Linked DNA regions of Homo sapiens: region 1 is linked to region 2. Evidence: chromatin contacts called from ENCODE Hi-C or POLR2A ChIA-PET data. All regions are on one chromosome and are shown on one strand. The core of a region is the stretch at or near the end of the contact, and the rest is flanking DNA. Distances in the headings are between cores, read along the strand shown. Region 1 holds the start of LINC00664 (long intergenic non-protein coding RNA 664). Region 2 overlaps LOC105372321 (a long non-coding RNA gene).

Region 1 (6,899 bases), core at 3,982-6,481, 44 kb after region 2:
CTAACACAGGAACAGAAAACCAAATACTACTTGTTCTCACTTATGAGTGACAAGTAAATAATGAGAACACGGACACGGGGGGGAATGACACACTGGGGTCTTTCAAAAAGTGGAAGGTGGGAAGAGAGGATCAGGAGAAATAATGGTACTAAGCTTAATACCTGGGTTATTAAATAATCTATACAACCCCATGACACAAGTTTACCTATGTAACAAACCTGCACTTGTACCCTAACACTTAAAAGTTTTTAAAAAGACCTATTTGTACCTTTTAAAGAGGAATCAGCCAGTAATTTCAAAGATGATTTTGTTTATAAAACATAATCTTCCACTTGTCCAGTAAATGCTCTTCATTTATTTATTTATTGGAGACAGACACTGTCTCCCAGGCTGGAGTGCAGTGGTGCAGTCTCAGCTCACTGCAACCTTTGCCTCCCAGGTTCTAGCGATTCTCCTGCCTCAGCCTCCCGAGTAGCTGGGATTACAGGCCTATGCCACCACACCTGGCTAATTTTTTATTGTTATTAGAGACGAGATTTCACCATGTTGGCCAGGCTGGTCTTGAACTCTTGACCTCAGGTGATCCACCTCCCTCAGCTTCCCAAAGTGCTGGGATTACAGGCTTGAGCCACCACGCTCAGCCAGAAGCTCTTTAACTTAATTAGATCCCATTTGTTAATTTTTCCTTTTGTTGCAATTGCTTTGGCATCTTTGCCATGAAGTCTTTGCCTGCGCCTGTGTCCTGAATGGTACTGCCTAGGTTGTCTTTCAGAGTTTTTATAGTTTGGGTTTTACATTTAAGTCTTTAATCCATCTTGAGTTATTTTTTGTGTATGGTGTAAGGAAGGGATCCAGGTTCAATTTCCTGCATATGACTAGCCAGTTCTCCCAGCACAATTTATTGCAAATTCTTTCCCCATTGCTTCTTTTTGTCAGCTTTGTCAAAGGTCAGATGGTTGCAGGTGTGCAGCTTGATTTCTGGCCCTCTATTCTGTTCCATTGATCTATGTTTCTGTTCTTGTACTAGTACCATGCTGTTTTGGTGCTGTAGCCCTGTAGTATAGCTGGAAGTTGAGTAGCGTGATGCCTCCAGCTTTGTTATTTTTGCTTAAGATTGCCTTGGCTATTCAGGCTTTTTTGGTTTCATATAAATTTTGAAATAATTACTTTAAATTCTATGAGAATGTCAGCGGTTGTTTATTGGGAATAGCATTGAATATATAAATTGCTTTTGGCAGTATGGACATTTTAATGATATTGATTCTTTCTATTCATGAGCATGGAATGTGTTTTGTTTGTGTCATTTCTGATTTCTTTGAGCAGCAGTTTGTAGTTCTCCTTGAGATCTTTCACCTCCCTAGTTAGGTGTATTCCTAGATATTTTATTCTTTTTGTGGCAACTGTGAATGTGAGTTTGTTCATGATTTGGCTCTCGGCTTGAGTGTTGTTTGTGTATAGGAATGCTGGTAATTTTTGCACATTGATTTTGCATTCTGAGACTTTGCCAAAGTTGTTTATCAGCTTAAGGAGCTTTTGAGCTGAGACTATGGGGTTTTCTATATATAGGATCATGTAATCTGCAAACAAGAATAGTTTGATTTCCTTTCTTCGTATTTGGATGCCCTTTCTTTCTTTCTCTTGCCTGATTACCCAGACCAGAACTTCCAGTACTATGTTGAATAGGAATGATGAGAGACGACATTCTTGTCTCATTCTGGTTTTCAAGGAGAATGCTTCTAGCTTTCGCCCATTCAGTATAATGTTGGCTGTGGGTATGTCATAGATGGCTCTTATCATTTTGAGGTGTCTTTTTTTTCTATACCTAGTTTATTGAGAGTTTTTAACATGAATAGATGTTGAACTGTAATGAAAGTCTTTTCTGCATCTATTGAAATAATCATGTGGTTTTTGCCCCTAGTTCTGTTTCTGTAATGAATCATATTTATTGATTTGGATATGTTGAACCAAACTTGCATCCCAGAGATGAAGCCTACCTGATCATGGTGGATAAGTTTTTTGATTTGCTGCTGAATTTACTTTGCTAGTATTTTGTTGAAGATTTTTACATCAATGTTCATCAAGGATGTTGACATGAAGCTTTCTTTTTTGTTGTATCTTTTTCAGGTTTTCATGTCAAGATGGTTGGTCCTGGCCTCATAGAATGAGTTTAGGGAGAGTCCCTTCTCCTACATTTTTTGGAATAGTTTCAGTAGGAACAGTACCAGCTCTTCTTTGTACATCTGGGAGAATTCAGCTGTGAGTCCACCTGGTCCTGGACTTTTATTGATTGGTAGGCTATTTATTACTGCCTCAATTTCAGAACTCACTATTGTTCTGTTCAGGGATTCAGTTTCTTCCTGGTTCAGTCTTGATAGGGTGTATGCTTCCAGAAATTTTTCCATTTCTTCTAGATTTTCTAGTTCATGTGCATCGACTTGTTCATAATATTCTCTGATGGTTCTCTTCTCTGAGGTCAGTGGTAATATCCCCCTTATTGTTTCTGATTATGTTTATTTGAATCTTCTCTCTCTTCTTATTAGTCTAGCTAGTGGTCTTTTTAGTTATTTTTTCCAAAAAAATACTTCCTGGATTTGTTGGTCTTTTGAATGTGTTTTCATGTCACTGTCTTGTTCAGTGCAGCTCTGATTTTGATTATTTCTTGTTTTCTTCTAGCTTTGGGATTTGTTTGCTTTTGGTTTTCTAGTTCTTTTATTTATTTATTTTATTGTATTTATTTATTTTTTGAGATGGAGTCTCGCTCTGTTGCCCAGGCTGGAGTGCAGTGGTGCAATCTCGGCTCACTGCAACCTCCGCCTCCTAGGTTAAAGCGATTCTCCTGCCTCAGTTTCCCAAGTAGCTGGGATGGACTACAGGGATGTGCCACCACACCTGGCTAATTTTTTGTATTTTTAGTAGAGATGGGGTTTCACCATGTTAGCCAGGATGGTCTCGATCTCCTGACCTTGTGATCCGCCCGCCTCGGCCTCCCAAAGTGCTAGGTTTACAGGCGTGAGCCACCGTGCCTGGCCTTGTTCTCTAGATCTTTTAGTTGTGATGTTATGTTGTTAACTTGAGATCTTCCTAACTTTTTGATGTGAGGCTTTAGTGTCAGAATGTAGTGAGATCAGATGTATTAAGTAAGGCCAGGCGTGGTGGCCGATTCCTGCAATCCCTACACTTCTGGAGGCCAACACGGGAGAATCACTTGAGCCCAGGAGTTTGAGACCAGACTGGGAAACATGTGGAAAACTTGTCTGTACCGAAAATACAAAAATTAGCCAGGTGTGCCAGCACACACCTGTGATTTCAGCTACTTGGGAGGCTGAGGTGGGAGGATCATCTAAGTCTGGGGAGGTTGAGGCTGCAGTAAGCCATGATGGTGCCACTGCACTCCAGCCTGGGTGACAGAGTGAGACCCTGTCAAAAACAAACAAGCAAGCAACAGATATTTTATGCCCTTCTCTGGGTAGGAAGCAAAATGAACAGAACTCAGCATTTTAAAATTTAAATTTTATTTTTGAATTTTAATCTATTTATTTATGTATTTTGAGATCAGGTTATGAAACTGGCTAATTTTTGTATTTTGGGTTGAGATGATGTTTTACCATGTTGCCCAGGATGGTCTCGAACTCCTGGGATGAAGCGATGCACCTGCCTTGGCCTCCTAAAGTACTGGGATTACAGGCGTGATTCATTGCCAGGTTGCAATTTTTTTTTTAATCTCTTGTCTTTCTGAGAGTTTCGTGGCAGAGAGTTTGGTTCATTTAAGTTCATTCTAAATAGACATTTAGGACGTTAACTTCTGGCCTCATGGACTCTGAGGTTACAAGTCCCCTGGTCTATCACAGGACCATACACATAAGAAATAAAAAAAAATCGGCTGGGCGTGGTGGCTCACGCCTGTAATCCCAACACTTTGGGAGACTGAGGCGGCTGGATCACCTGAGGTCAGGAGTTTGAGACCAGCCTGGCCAACATGGCGAAACCCCGTGTCTACTAACAATAAAAAATTAGCCGGGCGAGGTGGTGCGTGCCTGTAATACCAGTTCCTCAGGAGGTTGAGGTACTAGAATCGCTTGAACCCGGGAGGCGGAGATGGCAGTGAGCCAAGATTGCCCCACTGCACTCTAGCCTGGGTGACAAAGCAAGACTCCGTCTCAAAAAAAAAAAAAAAAGACTCCAATCAAAAAGCAAATAAGTAAATAAACAAACATAACGTTTATAATAAGTAATTGTGTTACAAAGAAATATAGTTATGTCCCCTAAACCAAGGTCTCACAGAAAAGGAAGCCTGTGCACAGACTGGGTCAACTGTGTCTTCTCTACTGTCCCTACCTCAAAGTTGGCTTCTTCCTTGTTGCCTAGAAAATCGTCGCCCTGACTGGGTATGATTGTTCTTTGATCAGTATATGCATATATATGTATTTTTTCATTCTTTCCTGGCTGATTATTGCGTGGGTGGTTGTTTGGCGCCTCCTAGCGGCCGGCTAGCAGTACAGGCCTCCTCCAGAGGCCGCTTGGGCTGACGGCACGGCTTGTGGCCCACAGGGGCGGCCACCTTTCTAGAGTTCTCTTGTCCTCTGGAGCTCCAGTGGCAGCTGCCGAGGGAGGGACAGCCCCCGCTGTGAGCTGAGCAGAGCTCGGGAGTCCTGCAGACTTCAGCAGAACAGTCCCGATGGTGCCAGAGCTCTGGCGCGTCCCTTGTGAGTCATAGCTCTGGCGTGTAGGGCTGTGGAGGGGAGGCTGTTACCGTGCTCCCGGCATGAGCTTAGTGTGGGGCTGCCCGGGCTGGTCCCCAGCTCACCGCAGCTGCGGAGGCCCGACCCTCGGAACCCACCAGGCATGATGCAGGGGGCCGGGGACACCCCCCAGGCCCGGTTGCGGGCCCATGTGTGTCCTGGCCGTTTGAGGCTCTGGCCGATTTCTTTTCCCAAGTCCCCATGGAGAATCAGGGACCGTCCTGTGCCATCTTCCGAGAGCCTGGAAGGGTCCGCCCGTGGGCTTTCCGAGCGCCGAAGGGGCCACATGCTGCTCTGAGGGTGCCGCAGGTTCGTGGGGCTCCCTTGCTTGGTGTCCACCCCCTCTGGTTTCCTCCTCTTCCCACCCTGCGGGTGGCTCGTCGCCCTGGCTGGGACGCCGCTGTGGGAGCGTGGTGGGATGGCTGAGGCGCGGGCGTCAGAGGGTGTGGCCCGGCAGCCCCCGTTTCAGGGGTGGCTGTGTGGTCTGGAAGTGGCGGTCCAGGTCCTGGGCCTCTCCCACTCAGCAGCGGGGAGGAGGGGTCGGCGGGGAGTAGGGGCCGGTCGCCCCCCCTTGAGCTCTTCCCCGTCTTAGTGGACCAGCAGACAGTGTGGGAGAGCGCTGGGAAGGAAGGTTGGCGGAGTTATACTCCAGACGGACGGGCTCAGGCCCCGCGCGCCACACTCGGCCACACTTGGCGCGTAGTGTGGACCCGGTGGGCCTCTGCCCTCGCCACCGGCTGGCTTCTCTGTCCAGCCGCTGGGTCGACCAGATGTCAGCCCCAAGGTTAGGGTTTGGCCTCCAGCTTGAGATGTTTAAGACGGACTAGATAGCTCTCGCCCGCGGCAGTACCGCTTAGGTCCAGCAGAGGGTGCGATTACGGCTCACGCGCCCTCCACCTGCCCGGACTCACCCAGGTCATCCTCCCTTTTCTTTTTTCTTTTCTTTTCTCTCTTCTCTTCTCTTCTCTTCTCTTCTCTTCTCTTCTCTTCTCTTCTCTTCTCTTCTCTTCTCTTCTCTTCTCTTTCTCTTTCTGTCTGTTTTTCTTTCTTTGAGTTTTCGCTCTTGTTGCCCAGGCTGGGGTGCAATGGGGCAATCTCGGCTTACTGCAACCTCCACCTCCCGAGTTCAAGCGATTCTCCCGCCTCAGCCTCCTGAGTAGCTGGGATTACAGGCGTGCGCCACCACACCCAGCTAATTTTGTATTTGTAGTAGAGATGGGGTCTCCATGTTGGTCAGGCTGGTCTGGAACTCCCGACCTCAGGTGATTCGTCCACCTTGGCCTCCCAAAGCACTGGGATTACAGGTGTGAGCCACCATGCCCGGCCCCATCCTCCTGTTTCTGCCTCCAGAGTAGCTGAGGCTCGGGATCTTTCTGGGTTTTTTTTTCTTTTTTTCTAGCCCCACTTTGAGTTTGTTTCCACGGTACATTGAGTTACTATTGTTTTGTTTTGTTTTGTTTTCTCTCTTAAGCACCTTCCTGCACACTGAAGTTGCTGTTTTAAATTTCTTCTTTCATACGTGTGTGTGTGTGTGTGTGTGTGTGTATGTTTTTTTAAATGAGGTCTTCTTAGTCACCCAGGCTGAAGTGCAGGTGTGTGATCACAGCTCACTGCAGCCTGGACCTCCTTGGGCTCAGGGGATCCTCCGTCTTAGTTCTCCCAGTAGCTGGTACTACAGTCACGTACCACCACACTGGCTCTTTATTTTGCATTTTTTACTTTTTATTTTTGTAGAAATGAGGTTCTGCCATGTTTCTCAGACTGGTCTCGAACTCCTGTGATCAAGCAATCCACCAGCCTTGACCTCCCAAAGTGCTGGGATTACAGGCATGCACCATCCTGCCTGGCTGGCTGGCTATCTATCTATCTATCTGTCTATCATCTCTCTCTGTCTGTCCAGCTCTGTCTATCTGGCTGGCTCTGTCTCTGTCTTTCTGATCTATCTATCTATCATCTTTTTTTTTTTTTTTTTTTTTTTTTTGAGACAATCTCACACTGTCACCCAGGCTGGAGTGCAGTGGCATGATCTCAGCTCACTGCAACCTCCACCTCCTGGGTTCAAGTGATTCTCCTGCCTCAGCCTCCCGAGTAGCTGGGACTACAGGTGTGCGCCACCACGCCCAGCTAATTTTTGTGTTTTTAGTAGAGATGGGGTTTTAC
Region 2 (6,396 bases), core at 3,140-5,639:
GCAGTGTATTACAGCTACTTTTTCTGGAGCCCATACAGCCTTTAGGAGCTGTAGAATCTTTTCGTTATACTTTATTTTTTTTTCTCCAGCTGTTGAAAGCGTTTTTTATTTGCTTTTTTTTTTTTATAGCTCCATGAATATGCAGTGTGGTAAAATCAAATTTAAAGCCAGTGTAAATATTGACCTTCTTATCTTTTGCCAACAACAGTGCTCTTGTTAGGGCTATTAATTTTGCTTTTTGAGCTGATGTTTTGACATTCGGGTTTCTGAGGGGTTGGTTTATAAAATTTATCCGACTGGAGGATACCTTATCTGTGGTTTTGACGCAGTTATGGAGAGGAGCTCCCGGTGTGATGGGAAGCAGAGTAGCCAGATTTAGGTGTTTACTTTTTTTTGAGACAGAATCACACTCTGTGATCTCAGCTCACTACAACCTCCACCTCCTGCCTCAGCCTCCCAAGTAGCTGGGGCTACAAGCACGTGCCACCACACCAAGCTAATTTTTGCATTTTTAGTAGAGACGGGGTTTCACTATGTTGACCAGGCTGGTCTCGAACTCCTGACCTTGTGACTTTCCCTCCTCGGCCTCCCGAAGTCCTGGAATTCCAGGAATGAGCCACCACACCCAGCCTGGATGTTTACTGTTTTTAAAATAATGTAAGAGTTTTTACATAGAAGCCCTTAGTACTGAGTCATTCTTGGGTTTGATAACCAATGATGCCCTCTTTGATCCATTGAAGTTATAACTGAGTGTGGCACCTGGATGGTTAGCTGCTGTCCCAGAGTTAATTTACTAGCCTCTTGTGTTAACAAAACAGTGGCAGCTAAGGTTTTAAAGCAAGAAGGCTTTCCTAGCACCACGGAGTCTAGTTGTTTGGATAAATATGCCACTGGGTGATGCTGTGATCCTATAACTTAGAGTCAGAACCCCGTAGCAATTTCCTTTTGTTCTTGAATATATAGAAAGAAAGGTTTACTTATATCTGGTAGTCCTAAGGCTGGGGCCTGAATTACAGCCTCTTTGATTTGTTTGAATGCTATTTCCTGATTAGTTTCAGGGGTTGGAAGCGCACAAATGGACTGCTATTCCTTATACCTAAGCTGGCATTCCTTGTGGCTTACTATGAAAACTAGACATTTAACCTCTTCATGGCAAATTTAGGCTTTCTTTTTAAATACTTAGTAACCTGCTTTCAATAAGAGATGGAGGTGGTCTCGGGTTTTATGATAACAGTCCTCTCGGGTTGGGGCTGCCAAAAGAAGGTTGTCCATGTACTGTAACAAGGTGCACTTATCATTTGGCATGGTATAGGCCTTAAGGTCTGAGGCCAACGCTTCCCCAAAGATTGTGGGAGAGTTTTTAAACCCTTGCAGGAGCCTAGTCCAGGTGAGCTGTGTAGCTTCTTTGTCCCACTGAAATGCAAAGATAGGCTGACTAACTGGTGCCAAGCAGATACAAAAGAAAGCATCCTTCAAGACTGTAAACCAGGCAGTACTTGCTGGAATGAGTTCCATTAAAGCATACAGGTTGGGTACCACTGGATGGATAGGTAACATGGCTTGGTTCACAGCACACAAGTTCTGCACTGGTCTATACTTATTAGACCCTGGTCCTGGCAGCAGTTTTTGTACAGGCAAAAGTGGAATATTGTACGGCAACTGGGACTGGACTAAAATCCTATGTTTATGGAGCCACTCTAAGTGTTTGTAAGCGCCCTGTACAGCCTTTTGGGGGAACTGGGTACTGATGAACCCGAACAGGAGTTGCTCCTGGTATTAATTTTACTACTACTGCTGCATGATTTACAGCTAACACAGGTCGGTTGTCCTCATCCCACACTCCAGGAATTTCTTTAACTAACTGAAATAATAATTTTTCTTTTACATAGAAGCCCTTAGTACTGAGTCATTCTTGGGTTTGATAACCAATGATGCCCTCATTGGTTATGAGGGCATATGAGGTTGCATTGGTGCTTGCGATTTATTTTTATAAAGTCTCCACTCCTCAACCTGTGGGATGGTAAGGGTTAACACCATGGCCTTTGGGTGAGTCAGATTTAAAGTCATATCTCCCTGTGGGCCAAAAGTAATTTGTGCTTGCAGTTTTTGGAGTAGGTCTTTTTCTAACAAGGGAACTGAACAATTTTGGAGGTACAGAAAATCATGCTGGACTTCTCGTCCTTCTATAACACACCTCTTTGACCAACAGAACAGCCTCTTCTTTGAGACACCAGTAGCCTCTACAATCGTTGTATAGTTCTTGGATAGTGGCCCTATGGGTCAAGTTACTACAGAGTATTCAGCCCCAGTATCTACCATAAAGTCCATTAATTGGCCTCCCAACTTCTAATGCAACCATAGGCTCCTGGAGGCCCAATGAGAAGGAGCCCAGTTTGTCCTAGTTCTCATATCTTTTAGCCCCTGCCAGCCCGATTAGATCAGTATTGCATTGCTTTAGGGTTTGGCAGCCCCTCACCGATGGCCTCTCTGTCACACGGCCTTAGCCATTTCCCTCATTGCCTTCTGGACATTCATCTTTACAGTGTCCTTTCTTTTTGCATCATGCACATTGATCCTTCTCTAACCTTGGTTGGCTCTCGAATCCCTGTCTAACTTGACCTCTTCCAGGTCCATGTCTGCATCCTCTCACATTAATAGTTTCTCTCTCTATGAGGGCTGCTGCTTATAGATTGAGTTTTTTTTTTTTTTTTTTTTTTTGAGACGGATTTTCGCTCTTGTTGCCCAGGCTGGAGTGCAATGACATGATCTTGGCTCACTGCAACCTCCGCCTCTCAGGTTCAAGTGATTCTCCTGCCTCAGCCTCCCAAGTAGCTGTGATTACAGGCATGCACCACAATGCCTGGCTAATTTTTGTATTTTTTTAGTAGAGACGGGGTTAAGCCATGTTAGTCAGGCTGGTCTCAAACTCCCAAACTCAGGTGATCCACCCGCCTCGGCCTCCCAAAGTGCTGGGATTACAGGCATGAGCCACCGTGCCCGGCCTTGATTGGCTTTTTTTAAAGCCTCTGTTCGACTTCCTTCTTTGCCCCCTGGTCATGGTTAACATACACTTTGGTGGCTACTTTTATAAGCTGGGTGGCATTCATGGCTGCAAAACCTCCCAGTGTCTGAAGATTTTGCTTAATATTACTGTGGGCCTGTCCTACAAATGATGTATTTACCATATGCTGATTTTCAGCAGCCTCAGGGTTAAACGGGGTTAAAAGCTGGTATGCCTCACAGAGTCCTTCATAAAACTGGCTAGGGATCTTACTTCCCTGAAGCACCTCTGAGATCTTTCTTATATTGATAGCCTTTTTTCCACCATCCCTTAGCCTTTGCATAAGTGCCTTTTGGTACCTCTGCAAATGCTGAAGCTGAGTCGCATCTTCTGAGTCCCAGTTGGGATTTTGGTCTGGGAACTGGCCCTGAGCATATGCCTGAGCATTTTCTTTTTTTTTTTTGAGATGGAGTCTCGCTCTGTCACCCAGGCTAGAGTGCACTGGCACCATCTCGGCTCACTGCAAGCTCTGCCTCCCAGGTTCACACCATTCTCCTGCCTCAGCCTCCCAAGTAGCTGGGACTACAGGCACCCGCCACCACGCCCAGCTAATTTTTTTGTATTTTTAGTAGAGACAAGGTTTCACCATGTTAGCCAGGATGGTCTCGATCTCCTGACCTCGTGATCCACCTGTCTCAGCCTCCCAAAGTGCTGGGATTACAGGCATGAGCCACCGCAGCCAGCCTGCCTATTTACTGCATCTGCTCGTGCATGGGCTTCTAGCCAGCAGAGAGCTGTCTAGGTTACTATCCTGTGCTCCTTAGTGTTATACAGCATGAGAAGCAGCTGCCTGCAGTCTGGTCAGGTTGGATTCTGTGTCAGAAAGATGGACTGCATCAGATCTATAAGAGCTTGGGGCTTCTCCATATAGGAGGGAGTATGGTGTTTCCAGTTTAAGAGATCAGTGGTTGAAAAGGGCTGACAGATGAAAGTCCATTCCCACCCTTGGACTTGGCCTTGGTTATCTTAATAAATGGGTCCTCGTGTCTCCCTGAGAGGCATTTGCATATCTCAAGCACAACCAGATCTGAGATGGCCTGCTTGACTATCTTGACTTCTTTCCCTGACCTCTCAAGTCTCCAGTCTTTCATTTCAGGGTGAGAGTTGGGGTGTGCTAGCACCTGAATCTGGTTCCCAGGGGGCTGCTGGCCTTGGTAAAGTGGGGTAGGCTGTGACATATGGAGTAGGAATCTTTATTCCCTCTGGTGGCTCCTGCAAAACTGGCTTTTCTTGCTCCCTCTGGGCCTTCTTCTTTAACTCTGTATCTGCTAGCGAAGCTGCTCTTACTTTCATTTTTTGGCTTGGCTTAGGCCACAAGTGTTTTGCAATAAGCTGCTAAACAGGGCTGGATTCAGGCTGGTCTTGTTTGTGCTAGATTTAACCATGAGTCAATATAAGGAAACTGATCTGGATGCCGAGGCTGTCCTCTGACCTGTCACCACCTTAAATACACGGCCAATTATTTTCCTATCTATAGTTCCTTCAATCAGTCATCCAACACTAAAAGAAGGCAGTTCTAATTCACAGAGAGTTCTTAACCTCTGGGGGGTTAGCTTAACTCCATAATTCCCTGTAAAACCTTCTTTAAAGTTCTGTAACATGCGCTCCAATGGAGTGGACTTTGATGACTTTACTCCCATTTCCTCCCTTTACTACGCAGCACACCCACTCTTCCTTTTGCCTCAGACTGACCAGACCATCCCCAATTACGGGAGTTTTCAGATGCTGCTTGGCTTTGGAGAGGTCCTTATTCCCACCACAACTCTGAGCTGTGGGGCAACTCCTATTGGACGTATACAGTTCACCACTAGTCCAGGGCAGCCCCATACTTTGCTCGGAGCACACAGTCAATGCTAAGAGATCTGTGACTCCCCACGTCACTCCTTGCATTGTATTCTCCTGGAACCATCTTTCACACACTTTTATATACGTCCCTGTTCCCAGTTCCTGTGTTCCTAATTGGGGTGGCAAGCAACTCTCACCACCTCCAGTTTCCTTTACCTAACCAACTAAGCAAGCCACTCTCGCATCCTGTGTTGGTTGAGGTGTGAGATTCTTCTGAATTGGCAAGCCCCTCTTGCCGCCCCAAGCCTCTCTGGGTCGGACTACTAGTTACACCCCGGGAGGTGATCAGGCTCCCCTTCCGTCCTTACGGGACGGGTCCTGCCTTGGTCCCCAATAACTTACCGTGGTTCCTAAAGTGCGCTATTTCTGGAATCATCCTGTAGCCCTTCTCAGGCTCCGTTGCACTGCTGGGTAGGGATGCCGGGTCATGGGAGAGCTGATTTCCCCTCCGGGCTGAAGTTCTCCCGGCGGTGCCTGGGTCCCAGGTTTCCCTTGAATCAAGGCTCCAGCCCCGATTTTCCCTTGAATCCGGGGCTCCAGCCCCGATTTCAAGGCAAAGGAGACAGTCTCTGCTCCTGGCTGGCTCGCCAAGAAATGTGGGACACAGAGGACTAGAGAGACCAGTATGAGTCAATAAAGGAGGATATTTATTTTAAGGTATGCTCTGGCTCAGTGAATTCACATCCAAAAAGCTGAGCCTTGAACAAAGACTGAGTGAGATTTTAATAAGTAAACTTACAGAAGCAAAACAAAGGCAGTTAATTATATAATGACCAGTTTATGTAATTTATAGCATAACTGAATTCTTGGCATAACTTGTGGCCTTTAATAGCTGGTGGCCTTGTAGCTGCATTGAAAGAAAAAACAAGAACTGGCTAAATACAGACGTTTGTTTTTCTTTGTTTCCTTCACCCTTGCTTCGGAGGGGAGTGTCTGGAGCCTATTTCTTTGGTTTCAACTTCTCAAACAGCATTATCTTATAACTGTCCTTGAAGTGAGCTTGCTAGGCAAAGAAAAACTTGTTCTTTTCTTTTCAACTCTTGCCTTGCCACATTCTGGGCTTTGGCTTTTACTTTTCTTGAAATAAATAAATGCAGTAATTATCTCATTGAGAGGCTTCTGATCAAATTGATCAGCAAGTCAAACTCTCTGCTTAATCAGCAGTAACTTTATTTTCACTCTTCAAAGGCATTTTACCTGCCTGAAATGCAAAGGGGCAGTTCAAGTGACTGTGCTGAGCTGGTCCTCTCCAGTGTCAGTCTATTCACATTCACACAGGTGATCTTCTGGTGTAAGGGGGTGCACTTCAACAGCATTATCACAGCAATGTGGAACAGATGTAACAGAATAAAAGAGGAATCACTGCCTTCCAGGAAAAGGAGTTAATCTTATTCATTTTGTGTATGAGTACGTGGAGAATAAAGTTACAGAGAACGCTTTACATTAGTAGTGCAGTGCAGATCCTATGCAATCTTCTTGTTTGTCAAACA

Evidence for each region. A loop is a pair of places that touch in the nucleus more often than their neighbours do. ChIA-PET counts read pairs that join two places held with the same protein, here RNA polymerase II (POLR2A). Pooled maps may share reads with other maps.
Region 1: a map of ascending aorta shows a loop between it and region 2 (2.3-fold over the local background). The contact joins the promoter of LINC00664 here to the enhancer-like site in region 2. A Hi-C loop is called at or near these places in 2 of 168 maps with a recorded cell type or tissue (ascending aorta and mesothelial cell of epicardium) and 2 of 50 pooled maps. POLR2A ChIA-PET finds 5 or more read pairs at or near these places in 2 of 52 experiments (H1 and OCI-LY7).

The regions. Positions count from the first base shown.
Region 1 is chr19:21,478,484-21,485,382 of GRCh38, forward strand. It overlaps LINC00664 (long intergenic non-protein coding RNA 664), which reads left to right and starts at 5,232. Exons shown (of 11, transcript NR_037194.1): 1 at 5,232-5,523.
Region 2 is chr19:21,435,167-21,441,562 of GRCh38, forward strand. It overlaps LOC105372321 (a long non-coding RNA gene), which reads right to left. Exons shown (of 4, transcript NR_187817.1): 4 at 5,533-6,396. Among named protein-coding and RNA genes, the nearest start is that of ZNF493, 41 kb to the left of the region's middle. RefSeq lists a silencer at 4,388-4,588. Within about 2 kb of position 4,390, at least 6 of the 41 ENCODE cell types and tissues checked have a DNase peak (open chromatin) inside an H3K27ac peak, as active enhancers do.